Linked DNA regions of Homo sapiens: region 2 is linked to region 1. Evidence: read pairs that join two places in POLR2A ChIA-PET (ENCODE). Cell type or tissue: IMR-90. All regions are shown on one strand. Each heading gives the region's core, and the rest is flanking DNA. Links, peaks and the distances in the headings are about the cores only.

The links. Peaks named below come from ENCODE experiments on the same cell type or tissue, not always from the same donor. Only the 100,000 strongest peaks of a DNase experiment are listed, where the experiment ranks them.
Region 2: POLR2A ChIA-PET joins it to region 1 with 5 read pairs; 2 of 35 experiments call an interaction of 5 or more read pairs at or near these places.

What each region holds. Positions count from the first base shown.
Region 1 is chr4:17,135,940-17,151,926 of GRCh38, forward strand. No RefSeq gene overlaps it. Among named protein-coding and RNA genes, the nearest start is that of LINC02493, 42 kb to the right of the region's middle. In IMR-90, for the core only: no CTCF peak of the experiment used is centred there; a DNase peak (open chromatin) is centred at 6,532; H3K27ac peaks cover 363 bases.
Region 2 is chr4:17,267,852-17,283,838 of GRCh38, forward strand. It overlaps LOC107986219 (a long non-coding RNA gene), which reads right to left and starts at 9,130. Exons shown (of 3, transcript XR_001741498.1): 1 at 8,470-9,130; 2 at 8,224-8,324; 3 at 5,970-6,012. In IMR-90, for the core only: no CTCF peak of the experiment used is centred there; no DNase peak of the experiment used is centred there.

The DNA.
Region 1 (15,987 bases), core at 4,079-8,078:
TTCAGATATTTCCTCATTTTATCACCAGACTTTATATTTTTATCACAGGTATCCTGCCCAATCAACAAGAAATTACCAAACTCCAATTGTCAAGACTGTAAAGGTCTGAGATTTTACACTCATTGCAAGTTAACAACTTAACCTGCCAAAGTTTTATGGATGCTGGCAGAAGATACAAGACTCCTGGGTCACAAACAAGGACAAAACAGCCACAGCAATAGCTGAAATATCACCAATGTTTGTGCCAGCTCCCCAAGCCTCAATTCCCACAGAGAGATGTGAAGAGGACCAGGTAACACCTGCACAGTGGATTGCATTATAGACGAAGGGCACTGAGTTTAAGGAATTCCATCTATTATGAAGATTGGGCAACCCTGCCCAACCTTTCTCCTAAAGGGAGACATTATCTTTATCTTCCAAGGCTCTTTGCTGTGCAAACTTAAGCAAAAAGATAATTCAGAAAAGGTTTCCAATACCCCTACTCACAGGATGTGCAGAAGTGTGAGAGCTCCATGGAGAACACCAGCATTCAGGAGATGAAACAGTTCTTTGGCTATTAAGTGGACCATACAACAGAGACAAATTGGAAACAGCTCTGGTCTCTGGAAACAGTAGCATGAGCATCATCTTCAGGTTCATGGAGCAAAAAGACCACCTCAGAAAAGCTGTGGTCTTGAGTTATGGAGGCAGCAGACAGTGGGCTTATATCCACTCATTTATTATTTATGTGCGCTTCTCCTTCCTCTATTTAAGTGTCTATTTAGTAAAACAGGGGTCAGAAACCATGGGATGCCCTTGGGAGTGAATTCTGCGTCCCATGTGGCTAGTGGCACTTTTATTTATTGCTTTAATTATGCTTATTGTATCCAGCCCACAAGACCAAGCAAAGGGCATGTGTCCATGAAAAGTGAGTTTATTATGGAAATTGTTAGTGACTTTTTATGAACATAACAGTCTAGAGCTAGCTTAATCCTAGGCAGAACAGTCATGAAATATGACAACAGTTTTGTCAGAATTTTCAGGTCCATTCAGTTTTTTATACATCTGTGGATTTGAGAATAACTTGGGTTTTATTCATTGATTCATTCAACAAATGGATATTGAACTGTATCAGGTACTACGTGAAGTGCTAAAGATAGAGCAATGAAAAAGACAAAGCCCTTAACCACTCACATGGAGATTACATCCTAGTGTGGGAGACATAAAACTAACAGGTAATTACATAGAGAAATAATCTCAGGTAGAACGGGTCTGGAGAGTGATGCCAGCAAGATGGCAGGATAGGAGTTTCTAGTGCTTATCCAATTGCAGAAACATTAATTTGAATAACTATGCATGCATAAAAGCAACTTCATAAGAGTTAAGAAATCCAGGTGAGAGATTATATCATCCAAATGTAGCACAGAAATAAGAAAAACATTGAAGATGATAGGAAGGACAATTTCACATTACCCACTTCACCTCTTCCCTTCCCCAAGCTCACACAGCACAGTGTGGTGAGAGATGCCTTCCAAGTGGGGGAAGGAGAACAAAGTGAGCACCCAACTTCACTGTGGACCCAGCACCAGCCCTGCCAGTGACTCATGGTACCAAACTGACCACTGTGAACCAGGCTTCAGGCCCACCCCAGGGCCAAGCTGGCCCCTAAGGCCCCAAGCTCCAAGGCAATCCCTGCAGACCCGGGCACCAGTCTAGCCCCACCAACCCAGACTATAGGCCCACTCTAGCACCAGGCTGGCCACCATAGTGTGAGGTTCCTGGCCCACCCTATTGCCAGGCCATCCCCTACTGACCCAGACCCCCAAGCCAACCCCATGGACCCAGACAACAGACTGACCCTCAGATACCTAGCTTCCAGACCAGCCTCTGCAGACCTAAACTCTAGAACTATTCCAGTACCAGACCAGGCTTGGAATCCCCACATGCCAGAATGGCACCCACAGACCAATGCTCCAGGCCCACTCCAGTGGACCTCATCACTAGGTTGACCCCTGAGTACCCAGGGCTCTATGCCCACCCTCATGGACTCAGGCACTAAACCAGCTCACCTTAAGAAACATAACTGCAAGCCCACCCACAGACCCTGCCATCCAGCCCACCCAGAGTCTCTGGATGGGCTGGCTGGTGAAGGACTTTCGTTGCCAAAACTAGTCTGTAAAGATTGGAAGAGGTGCCTACTCCTTCTAACACAGAGATAACAATACAAGGCCATAAGGATCACAAATAATCAAGGAAACATGCCCCCACCAAAACTAACAAACAAACAAAAAATAAATAAATAAAGCACTGGTAACCAAACCTGAAGAAATGGAGATTACCTAACAAAGAATTAAATATGATCAACCTGAAGCTCAGTGAGCTATAGAGAACGCAGATATGCACCTATATGAAGTCAGAGAAACTATATATAAATAAAATGAGAAGTTTAACAAAGAGATAGAAACCATAAAAAAGAACCAAACGGAAATTCTGGAGTTGAAGAACACAATCACTGACCTGAAAATTTCCACAGAGAACTTCAACAGCCTAATAATATATTTGGCAGGGTGAATTAATGAATGAATGCATGAATATCCTAAGTTTACATATATTCTTTATCAGCAATAAGCATTTGAATACATTCCTCTGGCCCACTATAGCAGCTGCTATAATCATACTGAAAACATTTACTTCTAGTACTCTCAGAATATAATACAATAAATTGTTTTAAAGCTACAATGCATTAATCAACCAGATTTCAAAATTTCACACTGCTACTATCCTCTAATAATTTCAGAATCATTGGAAACAATCTTATTGTCTCCCCTTTTCTTCCTGGGCTCACAAATAGTGATACCAAGAATGATTTTGCATTTTATGGTCTGAAAACCCCACTTAACAGGAGTTAGCAGACCTTGAAATCCCTAAAGAAATATAACCCTTCCTTAGGTATAATTGGTCTTTACAGAGAACTCAAATCTTTGGTGTCTTTATAAGTGTTTAAAATAAAACTCAAAGTCCTTAGCCAATGTAGCTCACAGTAGAGTATGTTAAATAGTTGAATGGAATACTCCTGAGTTACTGCTGCTGGAACAATGTGTAATGTTTATTTTAATTTGGGTCTTCTCAGAAACAGAACTAGAGACAAGAATTTGAGTAAGACATTTATTTGGAATGTGCTGGGAACCCCAGTAGGGGACCAGGGGAAATCATACAAGGAAGAGAAGGCAGTTGATAAAGGGTGTGCTATTAAGCCAATTACCCTGGTGGGTGGCTAGAACTTCATCCCAGGGAAAACTCTGGGAAGTGATGCAAAACACACTCTTCACAAATATCCCCCTCAAAAAGTGAGGCACCTGGGGTATGTATACAGCCATACAAGTGTCATTGATTCAAGGTGGCTTAGGAATTGTTAATCTCCAAATACTTCATACTTGCCTCTTGCTCCTATAGGTACACTTAGAAGGAGAATGGTAAAGGTCCTAGACACAGAGATGCATACACTGGCAGGCAGGATGTATAGATAAGACACTGACAGTGTCTGCTGTAGGCACTTACTCAGCAAGTCTCTTTCTTGCCTCTGAACAATATGGAGGTCCATGTTAAGCTCACATCTCAATGAGCTCTCCTGCCTAACAAATAAGAACAAATGTTCACCCTCCTCAGCCTTACTTGATAGTGGACTCAGATAAGATCCAGCACTCAGGTTACTGTTGCAGGAAGTCAGGGACCCCAAATGGAGGGACCGGCTGGAGCCGTGGCAGAGGAACATAAATTGCCAAGATTTCATGGACATTTATCAGTTCCCAAATAAAACTTTTATAATTTCTTATGCTCGTCTTTACTTTAATGTCTTAATCCTGTTATCTTCATAAGCTGAGGATGTACATCACCTCAGGACCACTGTGATGATTGTGTTAACTGTACAAATTGATTGTAAAACATGTGTGTTTGAACCATATGAAATCAGTGCACCTTGAAAAAAAACAGAATAACAGCAATTTTTAGGGAACAAGGGAAGACAACCATAAGGTGTGACTCCCTGTGGGGTCAGGCAAAAAAAGCCATATTTTTCTTCTTGTAGAGAGCCTATAAACAGACGTGCAAGTGGGGAAGGTATCACTAAATTCTTTTCCTAGCAAGGAATATTGATATTAATACCCTGGGGAAGGAATGCTTTCCTGGGGGGAGGTCTATAAATGGCTGCTCTGGGAATGTCTGTCTTGTGCAGTTGAGATAAGGACTGAGATATGCCCTGGTCTCCTGCAGTACCCTCAGGCTTACTAGGGTGGGGAAAAACTCCACCCTGGTAAATTTGTGGTCAGAATGGTTCTCTGCTCTCGAATCCTGTTTTCTGTTGTTTAAGATGTTTATCAAGACAATATGTGCACCACTGAACATAGACCCTTATCAGTGGTTCTGCTTTTGCCCTTTGCCCTGTGATCTTTGTTAGACCCTTATTAGTAGTTCTGCTTTTTGTCCTTTAAGCATGTGATCTTTGTACCTACTCCCTGTTCTTACACCCCCTTCCCTTTTGAAACCCTTAATAAAAACTTGCTGGGCTGAGACTCAGGTGGGCATCACAGTACTACTGATATGTGATGTCACCCCCAGTGGCCCAGCTGTAAAATTTCTCTCCTTGTACTGTCTCTTTTTATTTCTCAGCCGGCCAACACTTATGGAAAATAGAAAGAACCTATGTTGAAATATTGGGGGTGGGTTCCCCTAATAGGTTACAAAGAGGGCAACAGCATGAAGCAAAAAAACAAAAGCCTTCTTCAGAGTTGGAAAAATAAGCAAACAAACAAAGAGTAGGCACTTATAATTTTACAGAGCATATCAAAGACAAGCAAAACTGAAATAAATAAATAAATAAACTGATGAAGACTGCTTAGCTAAGTGCAGTGGCTCATGCCTGTAATCTCAGCACTTTGAGAGGCCAAGGTGGGAGGACTGCTTCAGGTCAGGAGTTAGAGACCAGACTGAGTAACATAGTGAGACCCTATTTCTATCAAAAAAATAAATAAATAAATTAGCCAGGCATGGTGGCCCTTGCCTATAGTCCCAGCTACCCAGGAGGCTGAGGCTGGAGGGTCACTTGAGCCCAGGAATTCACATTTACAGTGAGTTATGATCATGCCACTGCACTTCAGCCTGGGTGACAGAGCAAAACCCTGTCTCAAAAAAAAAAAAAAAAAAAAGACACTGATTACAGTGAACAGTGATTAATCACTAGAAGTAATGACTGAGAAAAAAAAAATAAGTGGGACGAGGCAATATAGGGCATTCACCTGGAAATCAAATGGAAGGAGAAAAAGGCTGAGAATCCAGGCCTGGATAAGAGATGCTTTATTTGTCCAGCTGGATTTGGGTTATCTTTAGTTCCTTGCAGAAAAGGACCTGGATATTGATATTAGAACATCACTGTGTTCATGGCTGTTATAAGCATTTCTGTCTAATCACCTGTATAGTATCTCTTTCCAGAGTAAAGGATTAGTCTTGCTCAACTAATCCTTTTATCATCTTTAAAAAATCCTGGAGTAAAGAACCTATCAAGATATTGCTGTATTAAGATATCAAGCCTGGGAGGGCACTATTTGATTTTTGCTAGGTCAAAACTCTAGCACCCAGAAGGTACAAACCACGAAAGCACCTTTTAAATACACACACACACACACACACACACACACACACACACACACACACACGGATTTCTGCTGGGCATGCTGGCTGCATGTCACAAAATGTCTCCTGAACAGCAGGAATTTTAATTAAATCAGGGGAGATCTAATTTGGCCTAAATTGGCTTGCTACAAAAGGTGCTAAGGAGAACAAAAATTGTTCTGCAATATGGATGTTTGTGAAAGGGTTGGGCTGTATCCATTGACAATGGTAATGCAAAGTGATGTGGAAAATATGAAGCCCACTGAAGATGCTAGAAAGCCTGAGAATGCTAATCTGTGATAAGCTGATTACAGAAGAAAATATATTACATGCATGAACTCCTGGAACTAAATTCATCTGAAGGTACAACCAACATTGAAGGCTGATCTCTGGTAGCCCTCAAAGAAAATAAGGGAGAAAGATGAGGGAAAGAGAAGTATAAACCACTATTATTGTGTAGACTGGAATAGGAAGTGGAAGAGTATCACTGCTTGGACAGAGATAATGATAAGTATCATATTCCTTCATGCTTTCAAGAGAAGAAGACCTTTGATAGCAGGAATGAAAGAATGACCAAGCAGAACTGGACAGGTCTAACAAAAGAATAAGAGGGTGAGAAATGTGAGGACACCAGCAATAAAGTTGTTGAAGTTGCATGCCATGGGATTTAGACTGAATGAAGAAAGAAAAGTATTGGAAAGGGCATGGTGGGCCATGTGGCAGAGGAAGTTTGAAAGTACAGCAGTCTTGATGTGGTTAAAAATCAGAAGCATTGTAAGGAAGTGAGTAAGCTGAAAGGAGGGAAATTTAGGTCATTGTGGGGTATGGAAATTTACATTCTTTAGGTTTAGGATTCCTGGCAATAACCATGGGTGTAGGTGGTTGAAGGGGAGTAAGTGTAAGAATCATGGGAGTCACAGAGAAAAAGGAGCTTGGAGGTCTGGCTGTTGGGTGACTCATCTACATAGATGCTGCCCATGATAATTGAAGGAACTGGGGTGGAGACAAAAATAGCTATGCAATTGCCAAAGGCTTCAGTGTGCAAGAGGAAGAAGCCAAGAGTTAAGCAATTAAAGGCAATGAGAAGTAGTAAAGAGTGGTATAGATGAGTGTCATTAGCCTCAAAGGAAGAGGGCTTTTATGCCCACAAAGATGAAAGGGTAATGGTCCGGAAGCAGCTGGGAGAACTTCTCCCATGCTTAGGTCTCCATGAGATGTGAAGTCTGGGACAAAACCCAGGTCCAGCTGCTATTTAGGTAAAGTGATGTTCCCCAGTTGTGTTCTGTACAACGGTAGCTTGCCCAGATGTTACAGATGAACAACCAAATAATGTAAAATAAAGGTTTCATGATTATATGCATTTAAGAAATATTGCACAGTAAACCTTCTTCTGGAAGCATCATAATACAAACTAAAATATTAGAGCAATACTGTGCAGTAGAATCATATTTTACCATAATCTTTTCATCTATACTTGACTACTAAAGCATTGCTCTGGGGGGATACCTAGTAACACCACAACATAGGTATCCTGTAGAGAATGGGGAAAGCTAAGTTAACATAAGAAAAAAAAAAAGAGGCTTCCATAAAAGGTAAAGAGGTTGAAGATAGAGAGGTATAGTGTGGGGTCTAGAGGAGCCTGGCTGGTTTTAAATCCCTGATCAGGTACTTCCCAGCTCTATAACCTTGTGAAAACTGCCTCAGTTTACTTATCTGTAGAAGAAGGAGGAGGAGGAGGATAAGAACACATGTCATAGGGTGGTGATAAGGATGAAGTTAATTGACACAGGAATGCCTAGAAAAACACCAGGTACATGATATGTGCCCCACAAATGAAAGCTGTTATTATTGCAGAATTTATTTGCAATGGAAAGAGAGTTCTAGATGACAAACTGTTTTCCAAGCACTCAGAGTTGCTAGAAAGAGCAATCCCGGCTCCAAAGGAAGGGAGTAGGTGAGGTAACTCTCAGATGAACCTGAATCGGGAAGAAATGTGGATACCAGGGGCAGTTTTTTGAGAAACATGATTAAACATCCCAATTGTGTTTGTACAGTCTAGGAGCTTGCAGTTTAACCATTTCATACCCACCATTGTATGGGCTACCTAAGACAAGATGAACACTTTCTAGTGTGTTTATTATTTAACTTTCCTCTGGTGTAAACTTTCATTCATTTCCTTTGCCCATGTACATATCAAGGTCTTAAATGACTTTTCATCCAAATGTAAATGTAGGTAGTTCTTTCCACCCTCTCTTTCTGCCCCTTTCTCTTTACATGACTGTAAGAGCTGCTTCCATTCACACCAGTTGTGTTAATGATCTTCTCATTTCAAATATTAATCACTTCATTTTTTAAGGATAGTGTGTGAGAAATACAGAGATCTTTCTGATCACAGAATCTGTCTTTAGGTCTTGCAACTATTTTCTTCCTTTCACTTAATATCTTTTCAAATTACTAACCCAAGACTTCAGTCCCCTCTTTTTAGCTGACAGTTTTGAATCAGGAATATTGTACCGTGTCTACGTCTCCGAAATCTAATAAGACAGAACATGCTTTTCCTGCTCTGTGGAAACGAAGGAAAGCAACTGGAGAATGCTCTAGGCCACCGTCAATGAGCCCTAACCCTTTTCAGACATCTACCATACCCCACCCCTCTCCAGGAGATGCCAGAGATATTAGCTGATTATTCAGGGCCCAGCCTGAAAAAGCGTGGTGAACCAGATGGGATAGAAAAAGCAAATCCAAATCCTCAAAAAAATTCCTTGCTGGTACCTTATACCCATGCAAAACTTTACTAGTCACAAAACCCTGTCATGTTCATCATCTTCCCCTTGGATAATCAAATAATTCTGCCCCAATGGGCAATTCTAGGCTGGCCAGGCAACACTTATTTTTGGTATTTCTGTAAATATCAAAATATCTGAAATGGAATTATTCATACCTCAAAAAATACACAGGGAATTATACACTGTGTGAAGATAGCTCATCAAAAAGGTGTTCTTGTTTATTTGGCAATCTGACCTTTAACAACTTCCAAGGCAACTTATTATAGCATTAATTGCCTTTTATTTAACTATATTGAAGTAGAGCATCATTCCTTATGTTTATTAGCCATCTATACTTCCTCTGAGGTACTCAATATGGGCCTTTTTAGAATGGGCCCATTCTAGAGGAAAACCACAATGAGAAGAGAAGGAGGGTGAGATAGAGGATCAGGGAAGGAGAGAGGAAGAAAAGGAAGGTTTACAGGCTGTAGAACAGAAAAGATAAATTTCCTCAACCATCATAAGATTCATGGCTGACACCCCTGTAAAAAAAGGCAGAGCAACAAGAGAAAAGCACAACACATGTATTTAATATAAGTTTTACATGACATGGGAACCTTCACAATGAAGACCCAAAGACTCAGGAAAAACTGGATTATTTTTATAAACTGTCATACAGAAGTATGATGGGAGGACAAAGGTATAATGTAATGTTAATAACCTGGGGGGAACTTAGCAAGGCCCATTTGTTCAGATTCTGCTTGGCCTCTCTATGTGACATTCACTCCCTGCTGGTGTAGGGCAGGACACCTGTCAGATGAGTCTCCAGAAAAGAAAGGACAGTAAAAGTCCGAGAGCAACTGTGATCGTTAATATTGAGTGTCAACTTGACTGGATTGACGGAAGCAAAGTATTGCTGTTCCTGGGTGTACCTGTGAGGGTGTTGTCAAAGGAGATTAACATTTCAGTCCATAGACTGGGAGAGGCAGACCCATTCTCAATCTGGCAGGCACCATCTAATCAGCTGCCAGCACGGCTAGGATAAAAGCAGGCAGAGAAACGTGGAAGGACCAGACTGGCTGAGTCTTCTGGCCTATATCTTTCTCCCATACTGGATGCTTCCTGCCCTCAAACATCTGACTCCAACTTCTTCAGCTTTTGGACTCTCGGACATTTGACCACAGACCGAAGGCTGCACTGTTGGCTTCCCTGCCTTTGAAGTTTTGGGACTCAGACTGGCTTCCGTGCTCCTCAGCTTGCAGGCGGCCTACTGTGGGACTTCACCTTGTGATCATGTGCGTCAATACTCCTTAATAAACTCCCCTTCATATATACATCTAGCCTATTAGTTCTGTCCCTCTAGAGAACCCTGACTAATACGGCAACCTTCCTGCTTCTGTGGTTTCCTCAGTTTCCTTCAGATTAAAATCCTTAGCAGACCAAGGTGCCAAATTTGGGGTTATCATGTTTTGAGCTCCAACAAGGTCAGATCCCACACTTCTAGTGAAGACTTCCCCAATCTACTTCTCTCCCCTTTATTACATCTAAGGTCAAATTAGCTCTTTGGGGCCTATACCTCCTCTCAAGGATAATGTGCTTAAAAATCTAAATCCCCTTTGTCAGTTTTTCTTAGAAGACCCTTGGTCCTAGATCCTGGATCTCTCTGATATCTCATGATATTTGAGGACAAAAAGTACAAAACAGTGGAGACGTTGTTTCCCTTTAAAACATAAAACAGCAGTATTAATGCCAGTTTTTCCGTATTGTCTGTTTACCTCCACTTTGTAAACAAGTGTATTTTGAGAATGAGCTGGTTGAAGGTCACCAGGTTGAAAGTGACACAACCAAGATCTTTGCTAAGGTTTTCAGAAGGACTCAAAGCCAGTTCTTTTGACTCCTAGACTCCTGTAGCAATGTGGGCATGGGACACAGAGACTAGAAGTGAGGCATTCTGGGTTCCCCTCCCAATTTTAGCCACAGCAGCACAGTTCTGATGTTGAATATCTATTGGGGTTCTATAATATCTTATTGCCAAAAGGGTACCATTGCTGAAATAGAACTTTGGAAACCATAGCACTACACTAGGCTAGGAAGATGAGAGTAACAAATTCTACCTCTCCAGAAAGTTATGATCAAGAGAAAGCAATTGTCATTATCATCATCAAAATCGGAATATATTTGAGCTCTTCCTCTTTTAGGGCATTATATTTTTCCAGCTGCTAGAGACAAAACGGCTTTAAGACATGGCCTCATTACTTAGGAGCTAATAACTTAGTTGATAATGAGGACATTTCTAAAATGTTAAGATGTGCACTAAAAACTGGTATTTCCCAAAACAGTAATGTCCACCCAGAGTTCACTGGAAGAAGAGATCCTCCTAAAAGTTACAGTTCAAAGATGGGCTCTCTAGGATTTCAAAAATGGAAATAGTCTACAAGTATTATCCAGGGCAAATTAGAGACTGTCAATCATATGCAAAAGCACACTGGGGATCTCTGACTAATGACCCAGGAAGAGGAAGGATGTTTTAATAATATCCATCTTTATTATGCTAAGTGTTGTATATGAACTGCCTTATTTGATCCTTACCTAAACTCAGTGGTACAGGTATTATTTTTCTCATTTGGAATAAAAGGAAACTGATGTTTAGAGGGTAAAGTGCACAAATCAAACATCAGCACTTCTCAAACCTAAATGTGCTTCAGAATTAAATACCTATGGATCTTGCTAAATGATAGATTCAATTCAATAGGTCTGGAGTGAGGCCAATATTCCCTATTTCTAACAAGCTCCCAAGGGGATGCCAAAGCTTCTGTGGCCCAGATTATTCTTTGAGTAGCCAGGTTCTACACTATCATGCTTCTTACTGTGCCATTCCAGAATGAACTGGAGCTCCTGGCATATGGGCATTGAGGAGGGGAAGGGTAGGCAGGGGATACTGGGGGCAAGGGTGATAAAGAATAATGCAGAACTGAAGGGATCTTTGGAAGATGATTTTTAGATACAGAGATAGAGTAGATAATGAAAATTTAAGATGAATATGAAAATTCTGAGTAGAAGACATTCATTTGTTTTGTCAAGAAATATTTATTGAGCATCTGTGATGTGCCAGGTCCTATGTGATGCGCTGGGGCTACAACTCTTCAGGTGGCTTAAACTTTAATGAGAAACGAGTAGACAGCCAATTAGGATAAACATGGGAGTGGGAGAAAGAAATGAGATGCTATGGGGTTCACAGTAGAAGCAACCCCCTAGGACTGCAGAGTCAGAAAAGACTTCCCAGAAAAGTGATGTCTATGTGAAAACCTAACTTTGAATTAGAGGTAGCAAAATGAAGGTGGCAGGGTGGGAGGGAGGATTTTTCTGACCAAGGGAAGAAAACTCATGAATGCCAGGAGGTAAGCAAACCATGGCCCTGGAGGAACGGAGGAACATTTAGGATGGCTGGAGTCCAGAGGTCAATGGAGAATCCCCAAGAAGGAAGTAGAGCAGAAAATAGAGAGGATTCATTCTTAGAAGCATGACCCACACACAGCAGCCAAACCAGTAAGCAAAGATGGGGCAAGAAGGAGGGATGTTGCTTATTCTTTCCCTCTCAGCTGTTTGGCCAACAGAAGATTGCTTGGGGACACACATGCTGAAACATGGAACTATGTCCCCAGCACTTTGTCCTTTTGGTAAGCCTTCATTTTAGAAGATAAAATTCCTACCCTCTAAACCTCAAGGAAAAGATTATTAGATGAAGATTTTCGGGCATATTGTCAGGTCATCCCACATCTGCCAGACTTTGTGATAATGGCTAAACTGTGACTTATAAAGAAAGAACTTGGGAAATAGGAAACTGACCCTGATCTGGGGAAGAAATGGGAAGACTACTAACAACCAGCTTTTATTGAGCATGTACCATGTGACAGCACATCTTCCCAGGCATATTACTCACTTTTCTCATTTTACCTTCTCAGCAGTCCCGTACGTAAGTGCTATTACCATTTCCATTCCGTAAGTAAGGAAATCAAGGTTTTAGAGAGATTAAGCCACTTTCTCATTTTTTTCCATTTTCTTGGCTAGAAATAACTGAGACTAGATTTGCGCCTAAGCTCATCTGAATCTGAAGCCCATTTTCTTAACTACTTTAGATAATAAAGGTTAGGTTGGAGGGAAGAAAGGACCCATCTGAAAAGTGTGGCATGGCAACTGCTTCCTCAGAGCAGTTTATCGGGTCAAGGATCTTAAAGATAGGATCTTGTCCTGTGGTGGATAAGATGGCTTGGAAGACCCAGTGCTAAATAAACAGCTATAGCGTGGTCAGCACTCAGCAATGGCCCAAGTTGAGACCAGATCAGAGAGGACATAAAGCCAGACTGGGGTCCAGCCTGAAAATGGATTAGAACCAGTGTACAGAGTAAATTAGTCAGAATAGACTAATTTTTGCCATGGTAACAAATAGCCCCCAAATATGAGTAGGTTACCACCACAAAGATGCATTTCTCAGTCATGTAATGTCAGCTACTGGTCCAGGTATCTCTCCAGGGCAACCATCCTGATATGGTTTGGTTTTGTCCCCACCCAAATCTCATCTTGAATTCCCACGTGTTGTGGGAGAGACCCAGTGGGAGGTAATTGAATCATGGGGCAGGTCTTTCCCATGCTATTCTCATGATAGGGAGTAATTCTCACAAGATCTGATAGTTTTAAAAAGGGGAGGTTCCCTCCCCTGCACAAGCTCTCTCTTTGCCTGAGGCCATCCATGTAAGATGTGACTTGGTCTTCCTTGCCTTCCACCATGATTGTGAGGCCTCCCCAGCCATGCGGAACTGTTAAGTCTATTAAACCTCTTTTTCTTCCTAGTCTCAGGTATGTCTGTATCAGTAGAGTGAAAATGGACTAATACACCTTCACTGTGGGGTAACCTCAAATTCTAAACTGTTGGAGACACCACTGCCATTCTATGCCTCCTCCTTGGCTGATTCGGCAGGAATGAGCAAGACTGGAAAGACATATGCTCCTTTTACTATCTCAGCTCAGAGGTGATATCTTTCACTTCCATTCATCCTTCATTGGCCAGAATAAGTCACACGGCACCCACTTAACTGCAAGGGAGCTAAAGAAGGTAAGTATATTCCTTGCACCATGAATGGGGAAGAAATTGGACATTGATGGACACTGGTATGCCCAACCACGAGAGACTCTTAAGAGTTCCCAACATACCTCTCTTTATAGCGAATTACTAGAAATCCACAATCACCCTTCACCGACCACTGCCTCACACCATCCATTGGGAAGTCATCAGTTAATACAATTTAATTCCTTACATTGTCACAAGGCTGTAACTTATTTGACTTGGGAGTCTTAAATCCCCTAATCCAAGATACACCATTCTGATTATCTTTCCCAGAATTGGAACACAGGTTTTGGGTGTTTCTGCATATGTCCTTAAATTTAAGGATACTACTTTTCCGCTTAAGTGAGCTCAAGTTTATTTCTATTCCTTCATGGCCTTCATATTTACATTTACAAATGTAAATAGCCAGCTCAGAATGAAGGACTGACAGGCATAGACATTCCTCAGGTAAATTAAATAGGGTTTGTTTATTTTAAAGATTCAGAAGAAAGTTAATAAAGTCAGAATTCATAGCAAACAGATTAGCAACATTCTCCGGGAGACACTGGGATGCAAACTTCTAGATCCTAAAGTCCTCCTTCTGGAGCCTCACATCTGAAGGAGAGTGAGGATCTCATCAGAACTTGTAGAAGTCCAAATACATCTCTCTAAAGACTCTGCTTTATCACAAAAGCTGTCCTGTGTGCAGCCTGGTTTGGATGCTTTCTGGAGATCCCCTCATCTAAGGCAGATTCATCTAATTAATCTCAATACCATATAATAGACACCATGCTTACCCAGAGTGCAGTGCAATTCTTTAAGCTCAGGGAAATGTTTAAGCAGCTTCTGAAGGGACACTGCTCAGATGGAGTCACAGGCTACGGAGGCCTCAGTCAAGCAGGACTTTCGCCTTCACCATTACAGACACTTGAATTCTAAGGGGCAAGAATGAAATAGAAAACAAGGTTAAAATTCAACCTTCAAAGTTTTTTGCTAAGCCAAATGGGGTCGAGTGCTGATATTCAAAATGCACAAGGCTTTCTTTTTTTTTTCTAAGAACACTTGTGGTCGAGAATAAAAGGTCATATCTTAAATCTCTTTAGTGACAATTGCTCGCATGCCATCAGAATACACTTAACTCCAACTGTCCTTTCATTGTATCTTCCTTAAGAGGAGTAATGCTATTTTAATCACAATTCAGTCACAGGAGTTGAGCACCATCTTACTGAAATGGGATGGAAATTAACGACAATCATCTCAAACAGAAGTTTAACAACAATTTATTCTGCTTAGGGACCTGAGCGAAGTAGTAGACAGAAGAGATAGAAATAATCAAAAATGGCAAAGGGTAAAATTTAAAGGACTTTACTTTCTTAAAAGACTCATAAAATTTGAATTTCAAACAGTTATAAACATATTATGTACCTTTTTTCTTAATATTATAACTTGATTTCTTATTATAGTAACATTTGCTTATTGCAAAAATACTTTAAAAATACAGATAAGAGGCCAGGCGTGGTGGCTCACACCTGTAATCCCAGCACTTTGGGAGACCCAGACGGGAGGATCACCTGAGGTCAGGAGTTCAAGACCAGCCTGGCCAATATGGCAAAACCCCATCTCTACTAAATATCCAAAAAAAAAAAATTAGCTGGGCATGGCGGCGGGCACCTGTAATTCTAGCTATTCAGGAGGCTGAGGCAGGAGAATCGCTTGAACCCAGGAGGCGGAGGTTGCAGTGAGCCAAGATTGCGCCATTGCACTCCAGCCTAGGTGATAAGAGCGAAACTCCGTCTCAAAAAAAAAAAATATGGATAAGAAAAAGGAGAAAATAAAAATCATCTATCGTCCTGCTAACCAGAGAGATTCTGTTGACCCTATATGTGCGTATGTATCTGTCCACATCCACATCTATCTTATCTATATCTCTATGCAAACAGATATACACAGAGACACACATACAAACACATATTTACACGCAATTTTTACAAGCTGTATTGTCATTTTAAACTCTTAACAGAACATGTTAATTGTAAGAATACTACTATTCATTGATATCTTGTTCTCTTCTCCTTGCAAGACTTACTTCCCTGTCCTTTGAGGTGCGATGTAGCCATTGACTTTGTCAAATTAAAATTTAAGTTGAAGTGACATATGTCACTTTGAAGTAGAAGCATTTTAGTAGTAGTGACTATCTGATTTGCCTTTTTCCTGCTGTGACATGGAGATGGAAATATAAGAGATTTTCCCATAAGAAGGAGATATCTTGAAATGCTAAACCAACATGTGGAGGGATGAGAACTGCCCTTAAGGGTCACCCAGTTTCGGGCCATTGTGTAAGGCACTGAGAACTTTGGAATTCTTCTCACACTAGATTATGCCTATCTCCATTTATCTAGTTTATTCTAACCAGTAAAATTTTTAGCATTGTTCTGATATTAAATATTCTACAAAATCACTCAAATGGCTAAATTATAC
Region 2 (15,987 bases), core at 7,082-11,081, 130 kb after region 1:
GGACAGTCCAGAGCTAGTTCAGTAGAGGGTAAGATGGGAGAGCATCTGGGAGAGGTCAGGGAGGAGTTCTGGTTGACCAGGGCTGTTGAATCATCAGTACCCTGGGCATCATGCAACAGGATGAAATGTTCAGGTCCTGATTTCCCATGTGGGCCCCAATTAGCCAAGTGACTTTTATCAAGCTGATTTACCTCTCTGGGCCTCAGTATTCTTCTTTGTAAAATGAAGGTAGTGCACTATGTCTCAAGGAACTCTTCCAACACTGAATTCCATGCTTCTCTCTGCCCCACCTCCAGACACCTTGCCATTACCCCTAAGACTGCAATGACCACGCTGTGGTGTCACTGCCTGCCTCCTCCATCAAACTCTGAACCCCTCTAGAAGTACCATGCACTGAGTCTCATTAGCAACTGCCTCCTTTGCCCTTAGCACGAGACCTGGAACTGTTTTCCCCAAATGAATGAATAAATACATGGCCCGAAAGAATGGAGAGTTCTGAAAACTCCAGAGCAGAAGTGTGGGTTCAGGTAGAGCTGGGAATTTTAGTGGCTTCTGAGGTCAGAGTGAGATGTGATCAGGCCCCTCCATACGTCCTAGTCTGCCTGCGACAGTTCCAGTTATTGCTTGTTGTCCCAGTGTAATTATTACAGTCTCCCCTTTGACTCCCATGTGTCCTCTTTGGACAATAAATTAAATGATCACCATGGAAATGAGGGTGCCTTGTGCTTTAAGTACTGACCATGTACCAGATGCTTCAATCAGCTCTTTCCTTACATGATCTTTACTAATTCACCCCAAACCCTTAATATAGGTATTATTATCCCCACTTTACAGACAAAAAAAACTGAGTCTCAGAAAGTTCATATGAATGACCAAAGACCTCAGAGCCATTAATAAATAGAGGACTGACTGAATTCAAAGTCCCACTCTTTCTACTGGACCATGTGGTTGGATCACGGGGGTAGTGGGAACCAGGAAAGGTCATGGTTCTCTGGGCTCAGGGTCAGATTTCTCTCACTCTTACCTCCCTTGTTACATTCTCTCAATTCCTCATTTTTCTTTGCTGGGTCCTGTCTCCTCTCCAAACCCCAGAATGGCCACAGTGGGCATTTCTCTCCTCTTTCCATCACCTTTCCTTTGCTACTTCCAGAAGTAAGTCTGTAAGAGAGGACTGTGCTTTGTAACTCAAACTCTTTGAGCAGAGTGCATAGCAGGAGTTGACCTTCACAGTGCCAGGGAGGGTCATGCCCAGCGGACTCAGAGGCATACACTGTGGCTTCATGAGACTGCTGTCATGGAGAAGGATGTAGGCTTTTTGAGTCTGCCTGTCTGGGTTTGAGTCTACATCAGCCACCTTCAACTATTTGATGTTGGGATAATTGTTTCATCCCTCACAACCTCTGTTTCTTCATCTGTAGCTGTCCATTGCCTCTGATTGTCACAAGAAGACTTGTTCTCACCAGTTCCTGGTTGAGAGGAACAGTGAAGACTAGGGCTTGGGATTTTACATGTCCTGATGGAAACTCTGCCTCTCCGTAACCTAGATACTGTGGGCAAATCCCTATTTCATCCCCCTAAGCCTCCAAGGCATCACCTAGATAGAACCTAAAATTCCTCCCACCTATGTCCCTCCTCACTCCACACCTACTACCCACTGCAGTCCTCTCAGTCCTGAATTTAAAGCAATAGCCTCCCATTCTGCCCCTTTCCCTTCCTTCCACCAATTTATTCTCCACTCTGATTCCAGATGGATTTCTTTTAAAGTGAAAATCTATTCATATCACTTGCCTACTTAAAATTCTTCAATCGTTTCCTCTTGCCCTCAGAATCAAGTTCAACCTCCTCCTCAGAGAGAATTACATGGCCAGGGCACCATCCTGCCCTCTCCCCCTCGTTTCTTACTCTCTAGCCACAGTGAACTTCTCTTGGTTCTGTTAAGAGGCCATATTCCCTCCCACTGCCAGGCTCTCATGATGCTTTTCTCTGTTTCTAGAATGTTCTTCTCCCCTGCCCATTCCCCACTCCACTCACTCACCCACACCTCATCTAGTTAACTCTTCCTTGTCATGTGAATCTCAGTCTGAACCTTGCTTTAAAGGAAATAAGCCTTTCCTTTCCCCACCTGCCAACCTAGTTCACTCATTTACAGGTGTCAGAGCCCCTTGTACTTCTTCCCTTTTAAAATTCAGTCCACTCAAAGTGACTTAGTCAGTGGCTGTCTTCACTACTAGTCTGTAAGCCCCACAGGAGCCCAGAGCACATCTGACTTGCATCCCACTATATCCCTACACGCTGGTGAATCAGAAGCAAGCCAGAAATGTCACATATTCATTCACTCACTCATTCATTTGTGCATTAATTCTTTCCATTGTAGTGGGTGGGCATTTCTTTTTTTCATCACCTTTTCTCTGCGACTTCCAGAGATTAATCTGTAGAAGAGGACTGTGTTTTGTAATTCACAGAGGAGAAAGACTCACAAAATCTTTGAGCATAATACATTGCAGGCGTCTTTGCAGTATAAGAGGTTAAGTGTCTTTTAGATCGTCTGCCCTGATGCCTGACCCCGGTATGGACCCCTTCCCTTTCCTCTCCTCTAATCTCAAGTTGTGAAGCTCCTCGCTCTGTCTGAAAACCCATCCCAGCAGTGGGATCAGGTAGAGCAGCGAATGACTGACAAATGAAATTTAAGATAAGACACTGAGAGAAGAAGAAGTTTGAAGAAAGAAGCAACAGGATCAAAAATGGCCAAGAGGTGGGTGTGGCATAAGAGAAAAAAAGGGAGCCGGGCACGGTGGCTCACTCCTGTAATCCCAGCACTTTGAGAGGCTGAGGTGGGTGGATCACTTGAGGTCAGGAGTTTGAGACCAGCCTGGCCAACACGGTAAAATCCCATCTCTACTAAAAATATAAAATTAGCTGGGTGTGGTGTCACATGCCTGTAATCCCAGCTACTGGAGAGACTGAGGCAGGAGAATTGCTCAAAACTGGGAGGCAAAAGTTGCAGTGAGCCAAGATCATGCCACTGCACTTCAGCCTAGGTGACAAAGCTAGACTCTATCTCAAAAAAAGAAAAAAAGAGAGAGAGAGAGAGGGAGAAAGGGAGAAATTATGAATGCATCCTGAGAGACTAAGACTAAACTGTCCCACCTAAAATTGGACTAGATAAGCCATCTGAACTTCTAACACCCTGTGGATTCTGGATGATGGAAGCATTTCTTGCTGAAGCCTAAAATAAAGAACTGATCAAATGCTTGCTAAAGTTCCCTGTAAATGCTTATAAATTGTTTATCTTTTTGTGTGAATCCTTTTTCAGCAAACACTGATGGCTATCCACTGGAAGCCATTTCTTCCTTCTTCATTAGGAATAGAATCAAAGCTGGGGTACAGTCAGCTTCAATTATGCCTACATTTCCCCGGCTCCCTTACAACTAGCCATGCATACTAAGTGTATGGTTAGGTTAGATCAACAGGAAGTGAGTGGCAATGAAATGTGCAACTTCTGTGCCATCTCCAGGTTGCTTGCCCAGGAGATCCTCTATATCCCTTCACATGAGGTGCATCTCAGAGGGACCATATAGACAGGACAATGCTCTAAGGAATGGTAGAGTCATAAGACGAAAAGACGGGAACTTGGCCCACGAATGGCCATATGAATCTGAGCCAGCACATCAGCCTCAATTGCTCACTTTGGGAATGTTACATGAGGATGAATAAGCTTCTATCTCCCTTAAGTCAAGGTATTTTGGGGTATCTTCATTATAGCGGGTTAGCCTCTACCCAGATTCATAGAGGGTGTTTCTTTCCAGGTCAGAAGGTATAGAGCTGGGTTTTCAATGATTGGATTTGTGAAACAACAAAGAGCTTCCAGAATGTATGTTGTTTCTTAACAGCATATAGCAATTCTAATGGTACTCCCTTGGGACTTATTTGGCCAAGCAAAGCAAAGCACATTAAATATCATGCACGTTGAATTGAGATGCATTTTGAGGTTCCTATGAAAATATATGCAAATCTTTTATCTATTTTCTATATAGCTCAGTTGGTATGCAAATGCTATTTAAGGTTCAGCTCAATACTGCCTCCCTGAAGAAGGCTTCCCTGAACTCTTCCTGCAGATCCAGTCAGTCTACCCTTTCTTAGGTGTCCCATGTCATTGTACCAGTAAATCTTCTCTACCCAGAGGAGGATCTGTGTGCAATTTCTCTCTTCAATCAAGTTGTAAGCTGCATCACTGCTTTGCATCATCACTTATTTACTTAATAAACATCTATTATGTACCAAGTACCGTGCTGGGTGCTGGGGACAGAGAGTTGAATGAGACACAGTAATGGTCCGCAGAGTCTGATGGATGGAAAGAGACATGTAGATGAAAAATGACCATTTTTTTTTTATTGCCACGTGTAGTGTGGCATGTGCTACTGCAGTATCATGAATCTGGGTAGGCAGCTCCAGAGCTTGGTCTCTCAACTACCATGCTCTCTGATGATCCCCAAATGCTTATCTCTAGGACAGGCTTATCTCCTGACGGTCAGCCGACTGCAACCCCGCTGGGATGATGACACACTCTGACACTTGGGTTTTATCTTTGGGCTTCCCCACAGTCACCACGAACTGCCCTAGGTCCAAACTCACCAGATTGTTCACATTAAATATGTGCAGTTCATTGTATGTCAATTATACCCAAAAAAGATTTTAAAAAAAACTCCCCAGAAATGAAACTGAACAGAGGGCCACTAAAGAGTGCATGGACTTGTCTCTGTCCCAGAGAACTCTAACTGTGCATCAGGAAGTTTTACACGTGGCTGGTTTATAGTGGGCTTGATTTGAGCCTCTGTGGGTATACCTAGAATCTCTGCTATTTGGGCCTCTTCCTTTAGTCTGATTAAGATTTTTAAATAAGAGACTTTCTTGTGAAATGTCTTTGATCTAAAAGCAAATTTTTAAATTGCAGGGTCAGAGAAAACCGAAGTCCCAAGAAAGGAAATCAAACCTACAAATTTAATTAAAATGTAACAAAGAAAGCAACTGATTATGAAGGTCGTGAAGACAATGGGGCCTAGTTATATAATTGTTTTATCTATTTTCTTATTTACAAAGCCATTTTGCCAAATACAGGTTTTAAGGCAGGATCTGGGTATCTGTAAGTGAATCTAGCACAGGCAATAGCATATGGTAGGGGCTCAGCAAATGTTTGCTGAATCCAGATTGATTTCTCATAAGACCCCACTCCTCTCCCTCTTATCCAACTGTAATACATCCTGTATAGTTTGAGCTAAAGGCTCAGGCTTAGCCTGAGGCTGCAGAGAGAACAAGGTCAAGGTTAATTAGGAACAGCCAAAATTCCTCTAATGACAGGATTTGGGACTTTTAAGGACAAGCTCTTAGAGTTCATATGCTCCAAAGTTTTACTCAGTGGAAGAAGGAACAGGAGCCTGTAAGGAAACCCAAACTCTTGCACAATGTTTTGGGCAGAGCTGGGTGGGGAGGGAGATAAATCTAATCAGTAAGAAAATCCAAGGTTTTTTTCAGAACTTGAGTTACATTCCAAAGGGTAGAATATTTACTTGGATTTTAAGATAAGAGCAAATCAGGGAGTAACACTACAAGTGAAGTTTTAATCAGATGCATTGTATTAGACTGAATAAAGAAAATGTAGTACGATACACCACGGAATCCTATGCAGCCATAAAAAGAATGAAATAATGTCCTTTGCAGCAACATGGATGCAGCTAGAGGCCATTATTCTAAGCAAATCAACACAAGAACAAAGAACTAAATGTTGCATGTTTTCCCTTATAAGTGGGAGTTAAACATGGGATACTCATGGACATAAAGATGGGAACAATAAACACCGGGTATTAATAGAGGGGGAAGAGAGGAAGAGAGACAAGGGCTGAAAAACTACCTGTTGGGTAGTATGCTCACTACTTGGGTGACAGGTTCATTCATACCTCAAACCTCAGCATCTCACAGCGTACCCAGGTAAAAAAGCTGCACATGTACTCCATGAATCTAAAATAAAAGTTGAAATTATAAAAATAAAATTTTAAAAATTTAAAATGCAACATGCATCCTGCCTCCTAGTTCTGCATTCCCTTCTCCCACTGGTTTGGCTGCAAAGGAACACAGGACATTGACAATAATCACTCGGACAACTAGCAGGGAGATTTGTCCTGGAAGCAGCTAGGACATGGGCTGCAGAGAAACTGATCCTATCCAGCTAAGATGACTCATTGGATCAATAGCATCATTAACAGGAGTCCCCTGAAGGAAAGTGCCCACCACAAAGCTGACTCCTACTCTATCTCAGATGGTCCTATGTGCACATGTAAAAGAGTCAGATCCAAGGCCAGGTGTGGTGGCTCACGCCTGTAATGCCAGCACTTTGAGAGGCCAAGGCAGGCAGATCACTTGAGCCCAGGAGTTTGAGACCAGCCTAGGCAACATGGTGAGACCTCATCTCTACAAAAAATACAAAAATTAGTGGGGTATGGTGGCATGTGCATATAGTCCCAGCTACTCAGGAGGCTGAGGTGGGAGGATCTCTTGAGCCCAGGAGCACTGAGGCTGCAGTGAGCCGTGATCATGCCACTGCACTCCAGCCTGGGTGACACAGAGCAAAACCCTGTCTCAAAACAAAAAAAAAAAAAGGGCCAGGAAAGGAGAAGAGGGGATAGCCCAGACTGGGTGAGAGGAAGGGTAAGGCCAAGAAGCAACCAGCAAACTGCATGTGGGAGCTAGTACCTAAGCCTTGAAAAAGGACTCTCAGGGCTGTAAGCTAAAGGGAGAGTCCAGACTCTGCCTGCAATAGTGCCCCTGTGATCATCAGCTCTAACCCTATGATAACAACGGCTACCATGTATTGTGTCCCCAGCACTGAGGAGAAGGTGAGAGCCAGCGTAGTCTTGGGGGTGTGAGGGTGGCACTAGGAACAGCTGTGTCCTGGAGAAGTGTAACTTATGAGATAGGACGAGGCGGCAGAGGTAAGCTGTTTTGCACTCTAAGTAGTTTGGACTTTCTCCTAGGACAGTGGGGAGCCATGGCCAGATTCAAAGCATGGTAGTTCCCAGGGTTTAGGTGACTTATCTGGAGGCTGTGTAGAGAACAGGTTAGCACAGCGGCTCTCCAAGCACTGTCCCCAATCAGCAGCATCAGCGACACCGGAAGACTTGTTAGAAATGCACATTCTCAGGCCTCATCTCAGACCAAATGAATCAGAATCTGGGTGGGAGCTTAGAATCTGTGTTTTAATGAGTTTGAGAAGCATCGAGTTAGACACCAGCATAACTGAGAGCACACCAGTTAGGACGCTGCTACTGGTGGCTCTAGAGAATGCTGAGAGAACATGCATGGGGGCAGTGGCAGTCCCTGCGAGGGGAGGATGTGAGTAGCATAAAGAGGCCAGAGGAGCAAGCCTTGGTGACACTCATGAGACAGAAGAAGAGGCCCAAGGAAATTTTACAGATTCCTGGTTAGAAAGAAGTACCATTTGCCAAGAAAGGACACACAGGAAGTGGGGGAGAAGGAGAAACGAGTTAGTGGGGGACAACTGTGCAGGGGTCCTCCCCATCTTTTCCTTCCCTCCCTCCAGCTCACCAGGCCCTCAATCAGCTTCATCCCTGGGCAGTTCTAGAGGACCAGAGGGGAGCATGAAGATGGGATCCAATTCAGGATTATGGTCATCCCAGGAGGTCTGCTGTCAACTACTCTCTAGACAAGCCAGTCCTAGAGATAAACATCTGCGAATCGCCAGTTACTGGTTAGAGCACGGTGGTGAAGAGACCAAGCTCTGGAGCTGCCTGCATGGTGTTAAATAAAATTTATAGGTGGCCATTGATTGGGACTGAGCTCCTCCTGCAGTAGGCCCCCAAAGACCAAATCAAAATGGAGTCATTCATGCTAAAGTTCCACATCACCAAGCCATAATTAAGTTGTTTATATGACCTTCTGAAGAATTAGAAGAGGGAGAAATAGATAACAGCATATCCCCAAACAGGCCAGTTTAAACCTGATTAATAAGGAGGTCCCCTCCACTTTAACCTTTACAAGGAAAGGACTTTGAAACGACCAATTCACTTTCTGTTCCTTGTGTCTACTTTCTTCAGCCTTTTCCTGTCTATAAATACTCACTCCCCACGTTGCAGATCAGAGATCTCCTCTTCTGCTTCTGTGGGTTGCCTGATTCATGAATCATTCTTCACTCACATAAACTCTTAAACTTACCTTGTCTAAAGTTTTTCTTGTATCACTGGTCTCATGCTTTCTGTGCTATGATTTACTTGCTGTGTGACCTTGTGCAAGTTGCTCAGCCTCCATTTCCTCGTCTGTAAAATGGGAAGGGTAATAATAGGATACACATTTTAGGATGATTGTGAGAACAAAATGAGTTAGTACCTGCAAAGCATTTAGAACAGTTCCGGCAATGCTGTATTCATGCCAATGTTTTGCTATTATTATTGTCATTATTACCATTTTTATAACCCATGGAAGTGAAGAGATTTGAGAAATCAACCAGGTCCTCTGAGATGGGAGGTCTAAAGGGCTCCTTTGCTCTGCTTCTATTGTAGTGGCTTGAATTCCAGTCCTGACTGCTGGGACGCATGCTTCTCTCTTCCTTCCAGGCCACTGTTCTTCCTTCCAACCTCCTCTCTGCTTATGCCTCCTCCTCATCATTGCTCTTCTCAGCTTTAATCAGTCGATACCACATTAGCTCTCAGGACATATTCAGTGCCTGGCCAGGCTGGAAAACAAATTTTCAAGAGGGGTAAGAGATCTTTAATCCATACATTTGTTGAACATCTAATGGGCACTGAGGCCTGGGAGATGGAGTCCCTGGCCTCCAGGAGCACTCTGGCTGAAGGGCAGCAAGGAGGGTGCAGAGCCACAGCAAGAGGCCCGAAGTAATAAGCTTTTCTCCCTCACTAGAACCTCCCACCCCCAATCCACTTAACAATTTGTGTTCTCACTCTGGAATCATCAAAGCATAAGAAATCTGCTATTGGAACAGGAAATGCCAAGATAGCACAAGCTCTTTTTTTTTTTTTTTTTTTTTTTCCCCAAATGTCCCATCTTTTCTAATCTGGGCTTTTGAAGCAGAGCCCCTTGGCAGGGGGAGAGAAAGCACAATCCAAGCTCGGAACAGGCAGCGCTCCTGGAGAATGATGGGAAACAGCAGATACCAGCCCACACCCGGAGCAACTCGGGGCAGAGCCGAAGCCTGGGCCTCGGCAGCTGGGACTGATTCAACTTCCTGGTTTTAGCTGTGGTCAGCTGGATAGATGGATAGACTCAAATAGAATCCCAGAATGGGTTTTGAGAATGAAATAGAAAGAGAAAGGCCCTGGGGAACAGAAAGAAATCCCCAGAAATACAAAAGTTGGGGAGAGAGAAGGAGAAACATTGAGAGGAGGAGAAAAAGAGACCAAAACTGGAAAAGCTTCAAAGGAAGAAGGACCTAGGAGAGCGGCAAATGATGGAGAGATCTCATAACTTCTTTTCCAGCCGGTCCAAAGGAGCAGAGAAATTTGATCATGAAAACTGGAAGAAGCAGCTCAGAGAAGGGTCAGCAGAAGATAGCGTATCTGGTGACCCCGCCTTAGGCTTGGAATTACATGATGATTCCCCCAAACATAGCGCAGAGGTGAAGTGACCCACTGATTAGGAAAAATGTGTTCTGTCATCTCTGCAGGGCAAATGGCTTTATATTTTTTTCTTTTTCCAGTCTCTGAAAAAGGATCTCTTCTCCCCCACCATTCCCATCATCCTCACAAGTCTCGTTCACTGCACAGAAAGGCTGTTTTTACTGAGTCACATCTGGGCAAGCCAGAGTCTTTAACGGTATCTCATAATGGCACCAGCTTTTTATGTGTGAGAAATAATGAAACACCTTATTGGTGAAACAAATATCAAAGTGCAAAAGCATTGCTCATGCAGAAAAAAACAGAGGAAAATTGCTTCCTTCTGCATCCAACCCATAAGCACAAGTCCCTTCCAAATTGAGGTGTTTGTGTGTGTGTGTGTGTGTGTCTTTTTTGTTAGTGTGTCTTTTTTGTTTCTGTTTAGAGTTTAATAAAATCCTAAGACAGTTGTTGCATTTCAAGAGGAACATACGGTCCTGTTATTAATGCAGAGTCACTAGTGATTATATCCTCAGACCTTCAAAAGGGACCCTCAGCCTTCATTCCACTCATCTGGAAAGATAAAGTGTTCTATCAAAAAAGTAATAAGTGCACAATATAGGAAAAAAAAAACGAAGAAAAAAGGAACCAATCCTAGTTCTACAACTCAAACAAAATTATTTATATCTTATTATAATTCTTCCCAGTCTTTTTTGTTCCTATATAGCGACTCTTCCATATTAAATTTCCTTTCTTAAAAAATCGGTAATCATAGTAGAGCTCCTTGGAATTTTTTAAAAGGGAGACATGATGGACATATGGAATTCTTGGCTTCCCAGCATCTATGTCACCTTCCTTTGGTAATTGTGGCCATATTCTCCTTTGGGTATTACTTTTCCAGTGATGTACCTGATGGGAATGTCACCTGGAATGTCCTGTGTTCCCCTAACCCTGGGGAGGGCATCTGACTCACATGAGGCCACTCAGATACTTCTATGCTTGGATGTGCACCTTGAATAAAGTGACAGAAAGAGATGAAAATAAAAAGATTTTAAGCTTATAAACCCAGTGCAATTGCCATGTAAGACTATTGCATTGTTCTTGCCACCTTTATACCCCTCCCCCTCCAGAAATGCCTTGGTTCCTAAGCCTGGTTCTCCAAACTTTAGTTAATTCTGTGAACTCTCTCATGCTCTTTCAGGAAGCTTTATTTTTGCTTAAGGCAAAAAGGGTCCATTTCTGTCACTTGCAACCAAAGAATCCCAATGAAAATGTGGCTAAAATGAGGATACGGATCATAAGAGATGCTGTATTATCTGAACAAAATAATAAGAGAATACATTCTGGAAAACATTGTTTAATTACTTGTAGGACAACATATAATCAGTTGAGACTCCCAGAAATGTCGTAAAACACAAGATAGTACTAACGTCTCATTAGATTTGGCACTGTTGATGAGAACATGAGTCCTAGAACCAGAAGGCCTGACTTAAATCCTTATTTTAACACGTACTAGCCTAGCCAGGTGACCTCAAGCAGGTTGCTGAACCTCCCTGTGCCACAGTGTCCTCATCTAAAGAAGATGAAATAAGAGAGCAAATTTCAGGGGTTACATGATAAATACATGCAATGGCTTAAAACAGAAATCATTCAGTGTAATGCTAGTTCTTATAAGAATTTGCTTTTCAGTGTCAGAATGATTGAAACCAATCACAATCTTCTAGTTGGATTCTGTTTCTTTCACTTAATTTGGCAATCTTTCCCTTCTAATGGGAATAGTAGGTTTCATTTAATGTACTATTGAGATAGTTGTGGTTAATTTTACCATCTTCTTGTTTAATATTTCTTTTGGATTCCTGACTTCTTTGGGAGATATTAAATGTCCCATCTCCTTCTCCTTATAGAGAGGTAGATAGATAGATAGATAGATAGATAGATAGATAGATAGATAGAAAGAAAGAAAATAATAGGTCAATAGATAGTAAATTATAGGTAGATAGGTAGGTAGGGAAGCAAGCAGGTAGATAGATGATACATAGGTAGATAAATAGGTAGAAAATAATAGATAGATAGACAGACAGACAGACAGACACAATGTGAGCCCATTCTCATGCTGCTGATAAAGATATGCCCAAGACTAGGTAATTTATAAAGAAAAAGAGGTTTAATTGACTCAGTTTCACATGGCTGGGGAGGACTGACAATCATGGTGGAAGGCAAAAGGCATGTCTCACATGGTGATGGACAGAGAGAGAGCTTGTGCAGGGAAAGTCCCCTTATAAAACCATCAGAGCTTGTGAGATTTATCCACTATCATGAGAACAGCACAGGAAAGACCCATGATTCAATTACCTCCCACCAGGTCCCTCCCATGACAGGTGGCAATTGTGGGAGCTACAGTTCAAGATGAAATTTGGGTGGGGACACAGCCAAACTATATTACTATATGATGCATACGTAGATATATAAGTAGGTAGGTAGGTAGATGATAGATAGATAGATAGATAGATAGATAGATAGATAGATAGATAGATAGATAGATAAAATTGCCATTCTTTCAGTGATTACTCTAAAGACTACAATATACATCCTTAACTTTAATTAAGGTCTAACATAAATTAGCATTTTGCCAGTGAGCCATGTGAGGAACTTAGAATCTTCTGATGCTTGACTCCTTTTATTCCCATCCCACCTTATATGTGATTATTAGTGTACATGTGAGGCTCCCTTAACATTTTCCTGCTCCAGGGAGAATTCGGTTTTGCTTCTGTCAGGTAGCTAGGCTGAAAAACCAATCAGAGATTTTCAGAGATTTAGATGATTTGAAGCCAGGCTTTGGTCTTTGTGAGGGCTGGTTTATTTCCAGGCTTTTACTCCTAGGAAGGGTTTCTTACTAGAGTTTCTCAGCCTCAGCACTATTGACATTTTAGACCAGAAATTCCTTGTTATGGGGGAGCTGCCCTGCACACTGCAGGCCATTTAGCAGAATGCCCTACTTCTCCCCACTAGATGCCAGTAGCATACCCTCAATTGTGGCAGCCAAAAATGTTCCCAGACATTATCAAGTGTCCCTTGAAGGGGCAAAGGTGCCCCATTGAGAACCAGTGTCCCAGGGTGTAGCCCTACAGGATCCCAACCAAAAGTCCTCAGTCCCTGAGACTGTCAAAGCTGCACTTACCTCTCAGCCTCTTTGTTGCCACTTTGGAATGAGGGAAAAAGCTGTTCCCAATAGGGAGCTCACTTCTCTTGACTCCCTCCTCCCAGAGGCCTTAAACTTACACATTTTCCCTGCCTTGTGAACCTGGCCAGCACATTTACACAGGGGTGTGTGTGTCTGTGTGTGCGCATGTGTGTGTATGTGCGCGCGAGTGCGTGCATGCATGCGCATGTGTGTGTGTTTGCTTTTCTAGTTCTCAACAGAAACATTGATCTGAAATGACCTGGCTCATCATCTGAAATGACTAGCTCATCACTGCAGAACTCAAGAGTGACAGTCACTTGGAAGCAAAATCTTAAATAATTTCTTTTGAGTATAGATACAGCAGACTGAATGTTCTCTGCAAAGTTCTTGGGTGCAGGGTACAAAGAGGGAACATGTTAGAACTAATAATAGAACTGTTATTACAGGAGTTTTAGACTGAGTTATTCTTTGTTGTGGGCCATAGCCCTGTGCATTATAGGATGTTTAGTAGCATCCCTGGCCTCTGCTACACACAACAAAAATATCCATCCTTAGAGGAATTTACACTCTAGTTAGTGTACGAGTATATGCACATTTTAAAAGCCAAATTAAAAAGACTTCAGTTGAGCTACAAAGTATATATGCATCTCAAAAAAAAAAAGGCGTACAGTAGAAAACTATGGAAGGAGATGTTTATTACAAGCTAAATTCAACCCCCTACTTTTTATAAGCTGTGTGACCTTGACCAAGTCCAGGCTCAGGGTCTTCCGCAAAACAAGACTGTGGGATGAGAAGATCCACCACCACCGTCGCTTCCAGACCTGACAGACGAGAAGTCTATCAGAAAATAGGTTTGTGATCATTTAGAACACTAAATCCAGCCGAAGAGAAGCCACATGTTTATGAAAAATCAGTCATATCTGATTGACCTATTCCCATTTTGACTGATGTTTCTAATTGAGAAAGTAAAGGAAACTCATCAGATATGGGATAACTGGTTTCCAGACACATCTGATGAGATGCATCAAAATGTTCTGAGGAAATGGAGAAGTATGGGCTGGGCGAACAGACATCTTGGATGGTTTGTAACTAGTTGATTCCAGAAAGCAAAGAATTCTGATTGGCAGGTGGATATGGACGGATAAAGGCCATCTCTGATGTTACGGTCCCATAAAACAGCAGCCTCTTCAGGCCTGTTGCTCTGGATCAATGATTTGGATCCCAATCAAGAAAGCATTTCATCAAATGCATGGGTTTTTTCAAAGGTGAGATAACATAAAGGGAACTCTAGACCAGGCGCGGTGGCTCACACCTGTAATCCTAGCACTTTGGGAGACCAAGACAGATGGATCACTTGAGGTCAGAAGTTCAAGATCAGCCTGGCCAACATGGTGAAACCCCATCTCTACTAAAAATACAAAAAAAAAAGCCAGGCTTGGTGGCAGGCCCCTGTAATCCCAGCTACTTGGGAGGCTGAGGCAGGAGAATCGCTTGAACCCAGAAGGTGGAGGTTGTGATGAACTGAGATCACACCATTGCACTCCAGCCTGGGCAACAAGAGCAAAACTCCATCTCAAAAAAAAAAAAAAAAAAAAAGATAAAGGGAACTCTAAATCATGTTCCTGCCCACTGTCCTTCAAGCGTCGCCTCTCTCTGGTGCAGGAAGTACTACACAGGCTTTCTTCATTCTTGTCCACCTGAGTCAGTACACCCTAATGCCTGCTTCATCACTGCTGCCCGGTGGACCCTCTGGCTCCTGAGGCTCGTGCCCTCTCCCGGTCACTTCCCCATGCACAACACCCCTCTGCATTTATTCCCCAGAGTACCACCAACACAAGACAATCGTGTGCTGCAGATTTCTACTAAAGTTTTGCAGACAGCAGAAGGTATTTAGAGCATAAAGCAGAGAACAGCTTCAAACTAAAAATCAGATATCAAATCCCTAGAAATATATTCTCCACTCCCTGCCACAGAGAGTGCCCGATTGGCTTTGTTATTTCTCCTCTTGTCTAGCAGCATGCAAATTTCCTTGTGTTCTTTCATCTCTTCCTACCCTTGACTCCTGGGTTCTGACAACATTTTGTCTTGCCTGCCATAGATATTCAAACTTTGACCTTATTTTGCTGCACAAGTACATTCCAGACACTTATTGACCTCAACTTTGCCATCCAATGTACACCCAGGGTGGAGCAAGGAAGGGGAAGATAGGGGCTTGTCTTCTTCACCTAAAAGACCTACCAGGGAATGTTCCTACAAATTCATCCACCCAAAAGAAAAATATTGCCTTTTACATACAGGGGAATTTGAAGGTTCTTCTCTAAGCTGAGATTCTATGATTTTGTGGTTTTACTTTTTGTCTTTAAATGGCTAAGTGCTTAAGAAACAATGAGCACTAGTCCCCCACGGTCAAGGATGGGAGGACTAAGGCTCACAAGTTTTGAGGATCAAAGATTCCTAGAATACAGCGAGGATTGCCATGCATTTACAAAGCCCCTTCTTCCTTTGTGCATTCGAACAAACCTGAAAATACTCTCATCCCCATTCAATAAACAGAAGCTTAAAATTCAGTAGAAGCAGGAAGTAGTGACAGAAGATGAAAGAGAGTAAAAATGATTCGGAGGAGAAAAAAAAAATACAAGGGAATGAAATGTCCACACCCAAAAAGTTGTGGACTAAATGAGATGAAGGATTTGGGTCCCCGAAATACCACCCTCTCCTTTTGCCTCCCGGTTTGATGCTGGTGTGGAGCTGCGAGCACTTGGGCAGATATTTGCATGCTCTAAGTGTTCCGCTGGGAAAGTGGCAGATATCGAGACAGATGGCTCTAGGAAGTGTGGGTGAGCCTGACGTCAAGTTTATGAGCCAAATGGTGTTTTCTGAGTTCCACCTCTTCAGATCCCATCCATAACAGACCCACTACCTCAAACCATGCCCCTCCCTGAAGCCTCTCCTGCCCCCTTGATCATAACAATCTTTCTTTCCTCTAATAATAATAAATGCTGGTTAAACATGTACTGTTCTGTCAAATATTGTCATTTAGGCCTCATCCGTCAAGGACCCCCTTGAAGGCCACAACAGGGTCTTCCCTCTGTACCGCACTGGCCTGGAATTCCTCCATTTACTCGACACATCCTTATCAAATACCTACTATGTGCCAAGCGCTGTGCTTCGCATGAGGGAAATCAACAG